Linked DNA regions of Mus musculus: region 2 is linked to region 1. The links are chromatin loops, found by intact Hi-C in ENCODE. Cell type or tissue: left cerebral cortex. All regions are shown on one strand. Links, peaks and the distances in the headings refer to the core of each region. The heading gives the core; the rest is flanking DNA.

Region 1 (8,339 bases), core at 84-8,083:
GGATGAGGCTGTGGGAATAGAGGAACCCTTATTCACTGCTGGGGGGTAAGCTACCACAGTGCTGCCAGCCAGTGTGGAGATCAGGATGAAGGTTTCTTAAAAAGAAATAAACAAAAAGCAACCAAGCATGTCCCAGAATTTTTCCTGTCCAATTACATTAGGGCAGCAGGAGGCCTGTGATTGGACAGGGAAAAGGAAGGCCGAGCTAAGAGTTGAAGAGCCAGAGAGCATCCCAGGGGAGAAAGAGAAAGATGGAGGCAGACGTGCACCATGGTGGCTTTAACCAGCCACAGGTAGTTATGATATCATAAGGTTAGAATAATTAGGATATAGCTTTTATCATTATCAATTGGTTCTGAAATTATTGTATTGGCTTCTTGTAAATTGAGAATTTATTGATACATAAATCTGATTGGTTAATTATAAGGTTCAAGAGTTTTGCTTTACTTGGTTACTGGTATGTGGGACTTCTGATGGCAGAGAGGGAACTAGAGGCTCCAGGGACAAGTGAGCCAGATGCTGGGGGTGGGGGGTGCGGCTGGAGAGAGTTGATGGTGGCAGGAGCTCCAGAAGCCTGTTGGCCCCTCTGGGGAGTTGGCGGGTTGAGAGAAGCAGGAGCTCAGAGAATTGACAGGTTCATTTTTTAATATTTCCTGAAACACAAGCAAACCAAAAACTTTATATTATAAATAAACAAAAAAACCTATTCCACTATACCATTCCTGGATGAATATACCCAAAGGACACTGTAATGTACTATGGAGGTACTTGCATATTCACGTTTATGGCTGCTAAGAAATGGAACCTTCCTATAAACATACTAAGGAAAAGAATAGATCCAGAAAATGTGTTACATATGTGATACATAAACATAAGCAATTTTTCTTCAGCTCCAATGAACTTATGACGTTGTAGAAATAAAGATGTAACACATCTTTTTTTTTTTTTTTTTTTGGTTTTTCGAGACAGGGTTTCTCTGTGTAACCCTGGCTGTCTTGGAACTCACTCTGTAGACCAGGCTGGCCTTGAACTCAGAGATCTGCCTGCCTCTGCCTCCCAAGTGCTGGGATTAAAGGCGTGCGGCACCACTGCCCTGCTGTAACACATCTTTTAAGTAAACTAAACCAGACTCAAAGACTTACTCTCACATATGTGAAACCATGTATGTGTGTGTGTGTGTGTGTGTGTGTGTGTGTGTGTGTGTGTGTGTTGAACTACAAAGTCAGAGGTCTGAAGGAAGCAGGGAAGAGTGAAAGAGATGGTTACAGAATATACAAATTGTTACATGAATGAAGAAGGGAATTAAGCGGGAAGGAGACTATTAAGAGTGGGTCAGGGGGAGAGGAAGACAATAGGAGAGTGGGGCAATAAGAACAAATTATGTATTAAAACTCCATAATGAACACATGACTTGGGAGGTTAACCTAAAATTCAAAGTCTGTCAGGTATTCTAGGAAGCTAGGTTATCCGGCCTCACCAGACAATAAAAATGGCAACTTCCACAGTGTCTTTAGTTGGGGAAGACAGACAGTGAAGGATAAAATACACAGGGAAATCTCAGGCAGGGCTTGTGCTAGGAGAAAAGTACCACAGCTCTTTGGCAGGCAGACTGGTCCTTCAGATGAGAGTCATCAGGGCTGTCATCTTTGAACAGAGGCCTGCAGAGCTTAATATGAGTAAGGAAAGGGAAACTAGACTTTCTAAGAGACAAGGGAAGACTATTCACCAGAGAGAGGTCAGCAGAGGTAGAGTGTGAACAACCTCAAGTAGGAGACTTGCGAATGCAAGAGAGAGCTAGGAGGCCAGTGTGCTAGTGTGGGAAGGGCAAGGGCAGTGAGGTAGGGATGGCAGCCAGGTGAGGTCATAAACACCTTTGTAGGCCAGGGGAGAGAGTTAATATTTTCCCATAAGGGTTTTAGGCTGATCATGCTGTGTAATGCAGCAAGGCAAGCCTCCTTTCCCATTGTAAAATGTAATCTTCATAATTCTACAAGAAATAAATTCTAGTGGCACAAGAGTGGAAACGTCCAGTTACAGTTTACACTGCAGTGGCCAGAGCACTGTGCCCAGTGGACACAGATGGTTATCTTGGATAGGCATGTGCTGCATAAATATGGGTGAACTGATCCAAGACTGGCCTGTGCAGAGCGCTGGCAGCCCAAGAGCTGGCTCAGAGCTAAGGGCTCCGCATCTGGATTTTAGTCTGCAATGTGAACTGGAAGCGAACACAAGGCTTCTGTACGGTATGGGAGTAAATGACAGAGCAGAAACGGAAATAGGAGTGCCTAGATGATGATGATGATCATCATCATAAAATATTAAGTAATATTTCGGCAGTCTTTCGGATTCTCTTCACAAGGTCCAAGTAGCATATTGATGCCTCAAGGTTTAATTTCTCAGACTTATTCTCATTCACACCAGTCAGAAGTGATGATATCACAGTGCCCTGATAATATAACTCTCACATGTCCGTGGTTTTTCTTCTCACTCATTTATATACTTCCATCAAGAAGTAACTGGGATTCTTACTCTTCACTCTGTGGAACACCAATAATTGACAATGGCAAAGAGAGAAAGGATTTTGGAAGGTTCCTAAAGCATCTAAAAGCTAGTCACAAGTCACTTGGCAGAATATATCGTGGAGACTGACCCAAACACGAGGCCTGGACATAGAAGTCAGCCTACTATGACCGAGTAGAGAATACAGGGAATATTTAGTACACCTACTACTATTCAGTCATCCATAACCATGGTCTTAACGGTTGCCTGTGTATCAATGTCAAAATTTCTAGGAGTGATAATTCATGTCAACGCCATATTCCTATTTTCAAACATCCACTGGAATGCCACTTTTGGGTGGATATCATGGACATCTCAACTCTGATGCATCAACTTCATTTGTACATAGTTGTAATATTTTCCTTAAGTCAATGGCTTTCTTCTATCTACTATCTCAGATAAGAACTCTAGCTAACATCTTTGATTCCTTACCTTGCTCTCCTAGCACTGGGTCAGTCATAAGTCTATACATAGCTCGTGAAAGGGCTGGTAACAGCAACCCTTTTTATAAAGGTCTTTTGAGGAATCTTTTCCACTCTACGCAGCACAGTGCTTGGCATTCAGGAAAGGACTAGGGTCTAGAAGGCACATTCTCTGAAGAGTGGCTCTTCACAACCAATTCCCTGGGCTCCTAAACAACCGAGTTATCTAGAAGCCACTGGGAGACTTTGCTCTCTGGGATGGTACAATTATCCTCCTACGAACAGATAAGAACTCCTCCCCTAAAGTCGCCAGACAGCTTTTGGGGGAGAGCGACACCCCACTGCTGGTTTGCAGGAAAGGTCAATCAGAAGCCAAAGAGAGGCACTTGGCAAGAGTCCCAGCAGCTGCGGCCAAGGGTCTTTGACACGCAGGCACGCGCGCGCCCGTGGAAGCTGAGAGCGCGCAGCCCCGGGTCCCCTTTCCGCTTCCCGTGGCCTCCCTCCGCCTCACTCTTCTGCCCCGGGCAGCCGAGGCCTCCGTTGCCTGAGAGACGCGGGTACCTCGCCACTCATCCGCAGCACCAGCCGGGCGTCACGGGGGCGTGACCGACCACCCAGCTATGTCTCCGCCCCCTCTGCGCGTGCCCCGCCCCTCGGGCCCAAGGGGGCGGGCTCTGCGGGCGCGGGGTCCAGACTCGACCGACTCCCGGCGGGACCGCGTCTCGACCGCCGCTGCCGCCCTTCTCCGGCCGTTCCCTCCCCGCGAGAGGACGCAGGGAGCCGAGGCCTGGCGTGCGGGGTGCCATGGAAGGCCGCAGGCGGGGGGACGCGGCGGGAGTGGAGACACTGGCCGGCTGAGGCCGAGGCATGCGGAACCCCGGTGGGAGCCTGCCCCACACGCTGCCCCGGGCCTTGCAGCACGCCGGTCGGACGGGAGTCGTGGAGCAGCCGGGCCGCTGGGCACCGGAGCGGACAGCGGGAGGGGACCGCTCGGAGGACCGCCTTCCCCGCGGGGGCGGGGCCAGCGCGGCGGCGGCTGCTGCTGCGGCGGCGGCCTCGGGCGCCCTGCTCGGCGCCTATCTGGAGCGCCACGGTCTGCCCGCGGCCTCGGACTTGCCGGCGCCGGCCGGGGCGTTGGCAGGCGGCCCCGGGAGCGGCGGCGGCGTGGTGGTCGGGGTGGCCGAGGTGAGAAACTGGCGCTGCTGCTGCCTCGGCAGCACCTGTTGGTGCCGGAGCCTCGTGCTGGTGTGCGTGCTGGCCGCCCTGTGCTTCGCTTCCCTGGCCCTGGTCCGCCGCTACCTGCAGCACCTCCTGCTCTGGGTGGAGAGCCTCGACTCGCTGCTCGGTGTCCTGCTCTTCGTCGTGGGCTTCATCGTGGTCTCCTTCCCCTGCGGTTGGGGCTACATCGTGCTTAATGTGGCGGCCGGCTACCTGTACGGCTTCGTGCTAGGCATGGGGCTCATGGTGGTGGGCGTCCTCATTGGCACCTTTATCGCTCATGTGGTCTGCAAGCGGCTACTCACCGCCTGGGTGGCTGCCAGGATCCAGAACAGCGACAAGCTGAGCGCCGTTATCCGCGTCGTGGAGGGAGGAAGCGGCCTGAAGGTGGTGGCGCTGGCCCGGCTGACTCCCATACCTTTTGGGCTTCAGAATGCAGTGTTTTCGGTAAGTGGGGTCCCCCTGGCCCCTCCTTCTCGTGCTCTCTCCAAATTTGTCTTTTAGAGGCCTTGTGACCACCCTAGGAGGCGCTCTGTATGACAGAAGAGTCATTGACATTTTTATGGCACCCTGAAAAAAATTACACTACAAATTCATATAACACAGCCCCTTGGAAGACCTGATAAAGAACTATCCCCCCCCCCCCCCCCCGTGCGTGTGTTTGTGTATGAGTTTGATAAAAAAAAAGTACTTTGGTAGCTCTTGAGCCATAAAGCTTTGTGACTTGACTTCCCCAGCTTTCTCTCTGCCCTGCATAAATGCAGCAGGGTTCAGATTCAGGTTTCTGGTTATATTGGAGCATGGATCGCTTTTGTTTTTAACAGTGGAGGAGGAGACAGCAGTAGACCCCAAGTTCTTGGAGTTTCCTAAATTTGTAGTAAGCTTCTTAAAAGTAGTTTGCTGTCTTGGAAAAGCTGAGAATCCTGTTTATCTTTGTTTAGAACTCTATTTGAAGTCACCTGGGTGGTTCATAAAAACAAAATGAGCACCGGCTCTTCTTACACACATTATCTAAAGACTCTTGCACTTATGGTCAGAGGTTTAGTTTATTCTGTGTAGGCTTCTATAGCGAGGATGCACCTGAGTTAAAGGTATAAATCATTGCTGGTGAGGTGGCAACCACTTGATGGGAACTTTATGGCCTTAGGACAAATTATGAAACCTAATCCGACTATGTTTTGTTTTCTAGCCCAGGCTATCCTAGAACTCACTGAGTAGCTCAGGCTGACCCTAGACTGGCAGTGATTCTCCTGCCTCAACCTCCCTTAGTGCTGTATTACAAACATGAATCCCCATGCCCAGCTTTGACTTTCCAGAAAAAAGACTGAATGGGTTTCCCACATTCAGTGATTGCACATTAGAGTTCATACCTGAGATTCCCAGGTATGCACCCGTCAACTGAAAGGAAACTGCATGTATTGAGAGATAGCAGTAAGTTTGGCCTCAGCCTTTCTCAGCTTTTATTGTTTCATGTTGTGAAATATGAACATAAACTTTGATCAGCCTTATAATAGATCAGCTGTACCAAGGCTTGGAAATATGATGGAGGATTAGGAGCATGTATAGTTTTAATTCTGGTGGTGTGATCTGTCTCTGGCACAACCTGCATCTTTTCTTGTCTACATAGTATGTGACAACTGCTATTCTAGGCTCTCTCCAGGTATCTTCCATTCTTCAGCTGGTACACATGACTTCCAATAGTTGTTGCCTACAACAGATGAGAAGACTATGCTGGTAGTCTGCTGTCCTGTCTTAGGCGTCTGCTGACCTTGGCTAAGGTGTCTTGTTCTTTCTGCACCTTAATTTGTTTGCAAAGTGAGGAAAGTATTGGGCCTGGCCTGTTAGGCTACTGGGATTACATGTGATATATATGTAAGAGTCTGACTTGCATTTCAGTGTTTATCTACTGTTTGCTCTTTATGTTGTAATCACCTATGGTCGTCTCGGAAGTAAATAAGTGGTAGAGCCAGACTTTGACCTATGGCTTAGACAGAGCCTCAGCCTGTGGCCCTCTCTGTTTCTTCATGGAATATTTATTAGCTAGTAAAGTCATGGATATTGAGGAAGATATATACTGATTACAACTTTTTCCTTTCCTAATGTCTCGTATATATTAAATTCATAAGAAGTACTATACTACTGCAAATAGTTTGAGGTTACTCAGTTTGTAGTTGAGTTTAACAGGGGTCAGGAGCCTTTCATTTTGGCATTACTGGATCAGGAGAAAAAAATAAAAAATTCTATTACAGGAGGATATTGTTACCATTTTAGATAGAAGAAAACAAAGCCTCATTTATTTATCTTGGAACTTTTAGAGTCACCTGCCGAGGCAGAACTGCAGTTGCAACATGTAATCAGCTGATGCAGTGTGTGTTTCTATACAGTTCTCAAACACAAACAGGCAGGATAGGTCAGGAAGCCACTGGATATGGTCTGTTGATTCACATCCTCCTCGGCTGTCTTCTCGCAGGAGAGGCCCTTTCAACCTCAGCAGTTGGCTGTGCTTGCTCAGGATCTGTGAGACGAGAAAGCACAGTGTAGGGTGAAGTTGGCTTTAACCTGATTTCTCCCTTTCGCCTTCTAGACCGTCATTGTGCCTCCACCCTCAAGGCTTCCTGCCGATCATACCTAGCCAAGCATACTTTTTGGTCTTCTACTTTTCTCCTTATTGAGTCTTTTAAAGTACTGCCCCCCTCCTGTTGAGACTAACTTCTCATTTTCTCAATGACCATGAATATAATTAGCGCAAAGAGAAACTTAGGTATAAAAGTCAGACAAAGCACAGGTTTTGAAAAAATAGTCTTTGCTTGGTTCCTGCTACGTGACATCTATGCTTCCTCATTTGTAGGTGCTGTAGAGTCATGCGTATCTACTAAGCTACTGCTTTGAAGGCATTATTTTTCCTTGCCCATCCTATTGTTGGTGCAGAAGCCAGTTGTAAAAGTTGAGTATATGGAAAATGAAAAAGGGCTCCCTTTGCTTCTAATTATTAACCATAATTCTTTAATTCTCTCTTGTATGCTAGAAAGAGATTAGCAAGCTCACACACAACATTTGATACTCTCAAAATAGAAAATATCACTACATAGTATTGATCCTTGAGCTATAAGAAACAAAATTCTTCAAGTGTGTTTCTCTCTCCCATCATTTCTTCTGGGGAACAGGTAAAACCTCTCCCTCTCTGCAGGGCCATTGGCGAAACCCTGTATCTGCAGGAAACCCTGTATCTGCAGGAAACCCTGTATCTGCAGGAAACCCTGTATCTGCAGGAAACCCTGTATCTGCAGGTCTCGTTGCATGTTGTCCTGATCTCGGGACTTAGAGTTTGCGTCTTGCTGAGGACGGTTCCTAACTGGACACATTTGAGATGGCTTGTATGCTTTTCTTACTAGAGTATTCATGGTAGCCTAAATTAGGCTGTAGTGATAACTTCTAGTTTTCGGTGGCCCAAAAGGGAAGTTTTATTCTGCTTGGTATGGGTTGTGTCAAACTTAGCTTTGGGGAAGGACCCACTGCCGTATGTTGTTTTGACTCTGGAATTTGGGCTGGCAGAGCCATTGCTTTGCACTTGGTTGCTGTCAGTAAGGAACTGCATTTTCTGCTTTAAAGTGTCGCTTGTAGTGATCTCGATTTTTCCTAGCCTGAGCAAGCTACACGGTCATGGGCATGAGCAAGTTGCCTGTCGTATTCTGTGAGTTCACATACCCTCCTTTGACTTCAGTTTTAAAGGAAAGGAACTAGATGACTGAGTTCACCATGTTGTGTGATTCTAAACTAGAGTTCACATTGAGATCCCCAGACACTCAGCCTTTCAACTTTTACCATTTTGCAGTTATGTACGATGAACATAAATTTTGACCAACTTTACAATAATTTACAATAATTTAAAATTTAAAAAATTTACAATAATAAATTTGTTCCAAGACTTTAAGAAATGACTGGGTTCAAATACATGACCAAGTTGCGTTGCCTTGAGCTTGGTTGCTCAGAACAGTGAGTTAATTCTGGACTTTGACGGGTCCTTTGTAGCGGATCTCACCTTTTCCTGGCCTGACCCCACAGCATGATGATGGTGTGGCAGTAGGAGAGAGTAGAGCAGCTAGCATAGACTTAATGCCTCTGGTACTTGGCATGCTGTCC
Region 2 (8,339 bases), core at 118-8,117, 300 kb before region 1:
AGATTGTAATAAGAAAGCATTTGAATACTTTTTTATGTATATAGGTTGACTTAGATTTTACTAAAATTGTGGTGACCAACTAACTACTAGCACTAGGTTTAATGTAGCTACAAACAAAAAGTCATTAAGGACAAAAGACAATAAAATATTTCTTTCCCCTCCTCAAATTGAAAATGAAGGAACAGGACAGAAAACACCACTGATTAAGTGTGGGAGATCATGCTGTCTTATAAGACAGGGCAGTGGTGGCAGCAAAGCACATAGAAGCATGGAGCACGCTCCAGGATAGTTACCAGGAACTAGCATGGTAGATGTGAGCTCTGGAGTTTCCAAGAAATCCACGTTGCTTCTTTGGAACGTCTTGCTGTAATTCGTCTGGAGGTGGCTGCAAAATGATTGCAGGTTAAAGCTGCACGTATTTAAACCTTCCTAGGTAGAGTACAGCAGAGATCAAATCCAACCTGATGTCAAGATTTGGAGTGGTTTGAACTAAATGCCCAGATATAGTCTGCTCTTGATGCTTATTTAACTTTAGTAGAATCTACAGAGTAGTAATTGTCACAAAATTTAAATGAAAGGCATTTAGGATAAGCATATTAGACATGCTACATTGGGAGGTAGGCTAAATCCCAGGAGAAATGGACAAATGAAAAGCAACTTGATATGTTCATATGTAAAGAACAGGAACTGTAAATTTTCCATGATTGGAGAATGAGGTGGGATTTAAACTATCTTTAACAAGGCCAGAATGCTTGGAGTTGCTGTCAGGGTCCCTGCCTGAAGTGCTATAGTTGGTACTGACTGTGTCTTCATTACTACACAGTGAGTGCCAATTATTTCTCACCAGGCAAGCACTCTGCTGCGTCCCTGGACTGCCCCTTGAAGCCACAAAAAACAATGTAAGATGAAATACAAATCAGTTGAACTTCCCAGACTTCTCTTACCTTTATTACTATATTTAGCACTTCCAAACACTGATAGTGAGAGTTATATTTTCTGTGCTACCTAAAATCACCAGGAACTGTTTATGTAATAGAATAAAAAGTTCCTTCATGTCATATTTAAAATTGCATATTTGTTAGTAAATTTACTAGATTGTGACATAGTACAGCACTGGAATACTTTTAAGTATAGGAGTTGAGTTACACTTAAATAAATTGTGATGACCAACAGCTACCAATATTAGGTTTATTGTAGCTAGAAACATAGTCATTAAGGACAAAAGACAGTAACATATTTCTTCCTCTCTCCAAATTGTCAAGAAAGGAACAGGAAAGAAAACACCATTGATTAAAGTGTGGGAGATCATGAAACAATCACTAAGTACAAAACACTATAAACTACCCCCTGCCCTCAGTTTGAACTATGTTAGCTCCTGTCACTACCCTGGAGCACGCTCTATGCACCCATGTGCTTTCTGCCACCTTTTTATTTTATTTTTTTAAAACATAGCATGATTTTCCACACTTTATAAAAAAAAAATTTTTTTTTTACATTTTTCCTCTCAAAGTTGGTTTGTAACTTTTTCCAATGTCTTTTATTCCTTTTTGTATTTTTTTGGTAATGTTTTAAGGACATTAAAAACATATTGACCACTGTGTATAGTTTAAATGAAGCAGAATGATATTCACAGAGCAAAATGATATAGTTCATGAAGCATGATGCCCAATCACTTATCCTCCTTAACACCCACGGCCCTCGTGTGTTAAGGCTTCTATTGCTGTGAACAGACACCATGATCATGGCAACTCTTATAACGGAAAACTTTTAAATGGGGCTGGCTTGCAGTTCTGAGGTTTTGTTCATTATTAACATGGTGGCATGCAGACAGACATGGTACTGTAGAAGGAGCTGAGAGTTCTACATTTTGACCCACAGGCAGCAGGAGCCTTTCTGTCACACTGGATGTAGCTTGAGCATATGAGACCTCAAAACCTGCCCCCACAGTGACACACTTTCTCCAGCACCACATCCGCTAATAGTGCCACTCCTATGATCCAAGCATTCAAACCATAAGTCTATGGGGTGGGCATTTATTCAAACCACCACACTTGTTGAATTCTGTTTCACCAAGAGCATCAGTAAAATGCAAATACTTAAGGTGGGATCAGTATGAAATAAATTCTGACAACTGTAGGATTTATTGTAACAAGGAAGGCAAGTTTTAAGATGAAGTAAACACCTCAGACCTGGTGGTGCAGGTCTGGAATTCTGGCTAAAGCATTTCAAATTCAAGACATGACTGGGTTATAGAGTAAGTGCAAGATCGTCCTGGGCAACTGAATGGACTTCATTTCAGAGCATAAACTTACAGGGCTTCTGGGATGTAACAGTGATGGAGTGCTTACTCAGCACGCTTAAGTCCTTGGTTCATCTCTAGCACCAAATAAATCTTTTCCAACAGTCTAAACGCTTCATCGTGTACATTGCCACCACCCCCAACAGAAAACAAGTAATTTTTTCCTCGGAACTTACCGGTTCCACACACTGCTGTTCTCCCAGAACTCATAAATCATGTAGCGAGATTCGTTTGAGAGCTTCTGTATAGAGATACTGCAATAGAAAGGCATGATTGGGCCTTGGAAGTTACAGAAGCAGACAGAGGCGTAGGGGAGATGACTCGGGGCAAAGTAGAAATACCAACTCGAAAGATCTTCATGGCAAGCTGTCTAAGTTTGCCTCAATGAAGAATGTGGAGACCAACCAAGGAAGACTTCCAACAGCCTCAGGCCTCCAGGGTGTACATGTGTGCCCACACATTCGCTGACACACATACCCATGACACACTACACTCACACAACCAAAATTTCTCATCTGTATATGTAGTATACAACAATGTTACCTATATGTATAAGAAACAAAGTGGCCTGAGCCAGGAAGAATAGTAAACGGCTTTATCAAGAACTGAATAGCTCAGGGTATCTATTTTGGCATACAGTTTTAGATTAATATCTTTGAACACTTATTCAAAGTTCCTAGTTGTGTATTTTGTGTTTTATATATATCTGTGCACCATTTTCATTCCTGGTGCCCATGGAGGTCAGAAAAGGATATCATATTTCCCTGAAATGAGGGTAAGAGTTGTGAGCCACCACGTGAATATTTCAAATATTCACCAGAGTCCTCTAGAAGAGCAGCTAGTGATCCACTGAGCATCTTTACAGTCCCCCATTTGAAAATGTTACTAAACATCTCTCATGCCAAAATTTACTAAAAATTCTTCGTTTTTAAAACTGTCCTGCTCATGGCCGTGTAGAGTGTAATAGAGGGCAGCTGTCATATAAAGCCTAGAGAAAAGTTAAACAAGCAAGAACACAGATGAGGACGATCCACATCAACATCAGAACAGCGCGACAGAGGGACGTGGCCATGAGGGTCATGAGCTTGTGTAAGAAGAAACAGACCTGAGATGCATGTAAAACTCAATGACATCTTTCTTAGTCTAATGTTTCAAAGTATATTTAAGACTCTACCGATGAAATTAATGCAGATTTAGGATTTACCTATTTGTGACCACCAGGTGGCAGTAACTTCACGAACGGAATTGAAATCTATTTTAGTTTTAAAAGATCCTGCTCATGGCAGTGTGGAGTATGCTTAAAAGATATTTTCTTTCCCTTATTCTTGTAATACTGTTTTTTTTTTAAAATATAATTTGGTCCCTTGGGTATGATGTGCTAATGTTGCCAGTTCAACTTAAGATTTTTCTGAATAAGTGTTTGCTATATGGTAATAGTTTAGTACATCAGAGAGTTTGTAATTTTCTGACCCCAGGAGTTCACGGTAAGCTTTGTGACTTTTCCCATAAGCCTCTGCAGTGGCCTGAAAACTACTGTGCTTATATATGTTTATCTGGGACGAGAACTGATAGCTTATTCAGTGTCTTGAAGGTGTCCCTAATGCTCAAATAGAACCTAATAGTATATCGGGCAAATTTCAACTCTACTTTTTTAGGATAAAGATTAAAACATCCACCCTAATATTTCAGGTCATCATTAATTGCCTCTTGCAAACTAATTATTGATATTACTCATTATATTAAAAGCCCAGTAATTGTGCTATAAAAATATTACATTTTCTGGACTAGCACAGAAAGGCCTATAAACTTAGTAATTCCAGCATTTGAAAGACAGATGCAGGAGGATCTTAAGTTGGAGTCTAGCCTTGGCTAGCTGGTGTGGTATCCCTCAAATAAGCAAGCACTGAAGACATATGTCATTGGTAGAGCACTAGTGTAGCAGGTGTTTGATTCTCAGCCTTGCCCTCCCAGTGAAATTCACATTAGCACAATACCCAAGCTTGTGAAAGACTGAGGATTAGGTAGGAAGGATATTATAGGGTGATGGGGTAAAGAATGTCTTAACAGAACTACCTCTCATCAAGTGTGCCACCTTTAACCCGTTACTCAATCTCAGTTTACCCCTCTGTGAAATGGTTGTATGAGGAATGGAGAGGAGGCCCTCTTACTCTTGGCTTTCTTTCTTCTCTGAGTGCCTGCCCTGCTTAACCCACAGGGCCAAACTAGTGGGAAAAAGAAGTAACAGGAGAGGCACCCCACATTTCTACAAACAGAGGTCTGGGTTTAGTTACCATAGTTTATCTTATCCTTACAGATTAGTGATTAATAATACTTCAGTGCACCCCATTAGTTCTTAAGGGTATCTCAAGATCGAGTCTTGGCATGTAATCCAGACATGGTTCCTAGGCCCCTGGCATTGGAAATATGACCACATCCAAAGGAATTTTGCAGCTGAGAGCCTCAGAGATCACTTAGCTCCAATGGGAAAAAAACAAAACAAAAACAAAAACAAAAACAAAAACTAGCGAATTTTAGGACAAGAATATGATTTGATTTGCCCACTACCTTAATGAGTAGGGATTCTGTTTCCAATGTTTGATCATAAGAAGCATTTGAAGGCAGGAGCTATTTCCTGTCTCGTGTTGAGGACTATTCTAAGAGCACATTGTCTATCCATTTATCCCACTGCTGCTCTCTTACAAAATCTGCTGAACATTTGTAATTGCACAGAAAGTGCGCAGCATATAATGATATATCATTATATAGCAACTCACATGAATGATCTGCCTGAGTTTTTCTCCAAGTGTGTGTGTGTGTGTGTGTGTGTGTGTGTGTGTGTGTGTGTGTACCAGCGTGCATACAGGATGGGTGTGCGGAAGTCAGAGATAAGCTGTGGAAGTCAGTTCTCTTCTTTCATCACATAGATCTCATTGAACTCAGGCCATTGGGCTTGATGGCAAGCACCTTCACACCCTGAGCCACCTTGTTAGCCCTCACCAGTCTTTAAAGACCCAATTGGCCCAGCCTCTGTCTGTCCTCGGACTTCTACTTTCTTGGTGAATACTCAGAACAAGTTCTAATTCAGTTGCCTGAGTCTAACAAGATTATTACTGATATTACTGGAACTTGAAGGATCTTGTGTTTGTACTCAACCCCCAGTTAGTCACAAAGATAATTCAACTATTTTTAAGTACAGATGAGAAAGATTAAACACGCAGTTTTGAGTGAATCTTGAGCAAGTTTTTTAATGCACCAGAGCCCTGTTTTTTTTTTTTTTTTTGTCTAAGCTGGGTGCAATATATGCCTGTAATGATTCCCGTGAAAACTAAATAAGAAAATTGATGCAAAATTGCTAATCTTCTAAGGCTTCACCCCATGGCAGCACTCTTCGTCTTGTGTGGTGAGGCTTGGCTAAGCACTATGGGAGATGAATCCTTGCTAATTCATAGCGCTTCACCGACTCAGCACTAGGCAGCTGTGGAGGGTACACAGGATCCCAATGGCTGACATTAGTGGCATTTGATGATTCAACAACACATAGAGAACATAACTGATTCACTTATACATCTGAAAAAACTGAATTAAATGGGCAATGTCTCTTCCACAGGTGTTCCACCCGTGTGGTCGTTTTCTGACACTCATTACATCTGTATACATCCTGACGACCCCTGCAAACGAAATTAGCTGCAGAATCTGCATGAAGTGCATGAAGTCCACTAAGAAACACAGCGGTGTTTGAAGGAAAAGGCAAGGCTGCACGTCTATCCTTCAGGAAATGGATTCTCTCCTCTCCTCGCCTCCATGCACAGCAGGGACAGTTCTTCCTGATTCCGCATGGTTTGCACCAAGCATCACAGATTTTCTAACTCTCTGACCCACCCACAGCAGGTTCCTTCTCTTCTGGGGCTATTTGCACCCAGGTTCCACAGCATTTGAAAATAGTGTTTCAGAATCTTGAAAACTTTTGTACCTTTTTAATGAATATAAAACATCTAACCAGCATGGGAATTTGGCATAGACTTTTCTTCTTTCTATCTTTGTCAGTTCAAAAAGCATTTACTGAGTTCAACCTTCTTCAATTGCATAGGTGCCTTTCTGTATTTTTGAAGCAGTTTTATTTTTAAATGAGTAGGCTTTGAAAAACTACATACACCCCTGCCTTGGCAAATCTCTAATTCTTCCAAGAGTAAAATGCTTTTATTTGTGCTTTTATGACCCTGACACAAAGTAGAATAGCAATCAAGGAAGTGCAGCCTTTCCTAGTGTCTGTTACAGAGGCCACACTGGGAAGTTGTGAGGAGTTAGTGATGCTCATACTGCAGAGATGGGAGAGCAGCCAGGAAGAAGGCATTGGTGACTGCAGCTCACATTTCATTCCTCAGTGGATGGAAGATACTGTTGGGTAGTTCACACATAAACGTTACATATAAACATTTCATGAGACGTGTGTGTGTGTGTGTGTGTGTGTGTGTGTGTGTGTGTGTACTAAGGATTGAATCCAAAGGCTAATACATGCTAGTCAAGTTCTACCTCTGTAGTACATTCATAATTCTTTCTGTGTTTGAGAGAAAGTCTCACTAAAATTGCCCAGGTTGGACTTGAACTCATTCTGTCACTTCGGCAATGCCTCATTGCGTTATCTTCCTGTCTCAAGGAGCTGGGACCACAGGCCGGTGTGAGCATGTCTGCCTTCATGAGGTTCTTGATGATGAAAGTTGAGGTTTGCAGTCAGTGAGATTGCCCAAGACACAAGGCTGTGTATCCCTGGCTTTAATTCCCGTTTCCTTCTAGCTTTTTTCCCAAGACCTGATAAGTAGGTTTCACCATAAATAAAAAATTAATTAACCACCAGGAAGAAGAGCAGAACACAGACATAATACATGTGTTTCTATGAAGACAGTTGTACATCACACAAACACACATCTGCTAATGTTTAAAGACCATTAGGGAATGCAGTTGAAATAATTTCACAGGAAGGGGTATATGTTGTGGAAGTTTTCTGAAAACAGGTGAGTTTGGGCCTGTGCTGTGGATGTCTGACAGCATGAGAGAGCAGCTGAGTGGATATTTAAGGAGCAGCCTGGCCAGGTCTGAGGCATGTTAAGAAGCAACACATACTGCTGGATTATGGACAGATGACCGTGTATATGGGATTCCGTGTCTAGACAAAGAGCTAGCATTCGACAGGATATGCCTTGGAGGGGCACTGTAGAGTTCCCATGGCAGGAATTCTACCATTGTTTGTGGAAAATGATGCACATACTGATTTACGGGACCAGTCATATCAAGAAACTACAGATGCAGTTTAGCATGTTCTATTACTCTTTACATAACAGCTGAGAGGAAGCTATGAAGTGAAGAGAGAAAATAAATGCTGCCGCTGCTTCTGTGAAATAATCATGGTCTGAGAGCATAATTTTGGAGAGCCCTTCTATTTCCACAATGGCAGAAATGATCATTAGTCCACAGGGCAATCAAAGCCAGACCCCCATGAGTGAAAGCCTTCTCTACAAAGATGATTTTCAACGAGTGCTGGTTGCTGTGTGCAGAAGGGGGAAATTTCGATCTATTTGAAACCTTCCTCATTCACAGTTTATTTCCATTTTATTTCCCTCGGTGTGCCAAATGATTAAATCAACGCTGGTTCAAGGATCAAACAAAATATCCTGCTAAACTCTGCAAATGTCATAACCTAGATGGCTGGATGGCTCCGCAGAATTTAACAGGAGGATTTGAAAATGCCTATATAAAGGAAGGCTACTGGTTTTTCTGAGTTAATTTTGTGTCCGGCCACTTTACAGAAGGTGTTTATCAGCTTGATAATTTTTCTCTGGTGGAAGTTTTGGGGTCACTTGTGTATACGCTATCATATTATCTGCAACTAGTGATACTTTTGAGTTCTTCTTCTCCAATTTGTATCCCCTTGATCTCCTTTAATTGTCTTATTGCTCTAGCTAAAACCTCATACTGAAGAATGCTCTGGAACCTCCCCCCACCCCCATCAAACCTCCCACTTTTGCCAAGGGTGAAAGGCTGGCAG

Evidence for each region. Hi-C counts contacts between places; a loop is a spot of excess contacts. Peaks named below come from ENCODE experiments on the same cell type or tissue, not always from the same donor. Only the 100,000 strongest peaks of a DNase experiment are listed, where the experiment ranks them.
Region 2: a loop joins it to region 1, with 2.5 times the contacts of the local background. A loop is called at or near these places in 2 of 42 quality-filtered maps.

The regions. Positions count from the first base shown.
Region 1 is chr4:15,262,104-15,270,442 of GRCm38, forward strand. It overlaps Tmem64 (transmembrane protein 64), which reads left to right and starts at 3,717. Exons shown (of 3, transcript NM_181401.3): 1 at 3,717-4,646. The coding sequence starts at 3,849. Gm51436 (a long non-coding RNA gene) reads left to right here and starts at 4,654. Exons shown (of 2, transcript XR_003955370.1): 1 at 4,654-8,339. In left cerebral cortex, for the core only: no CTCF peak of the experiment used is centred there; DNase peaks (open chromatin) are centred at 3,573, 3,968, 4,245 and 4,467; H3K4me3 peaks cover 4,372 bases; H3K27ac peaks cover 2,321 bases.
Region 2 is chr4:14,957,533-14,965,871 of GRCm38, forward strand. Necab1 (N-terminal EF-hand calcium binding protein 1) reads right to left here. Exons shown (of 13, transcript NM_178617.4): 11 at 2,476-2,553; 12 at 294-385. Among named protein-coding and RNA genes, the nearest start is that of Gm11837, 31 kb to the left of the region's middle. In left cerebral cortex, for the core only: a CTCF peak has its summit at 3,520 (motif pointing right); DNase peaks (open chromatin) are centred at 3,523 and 6,104.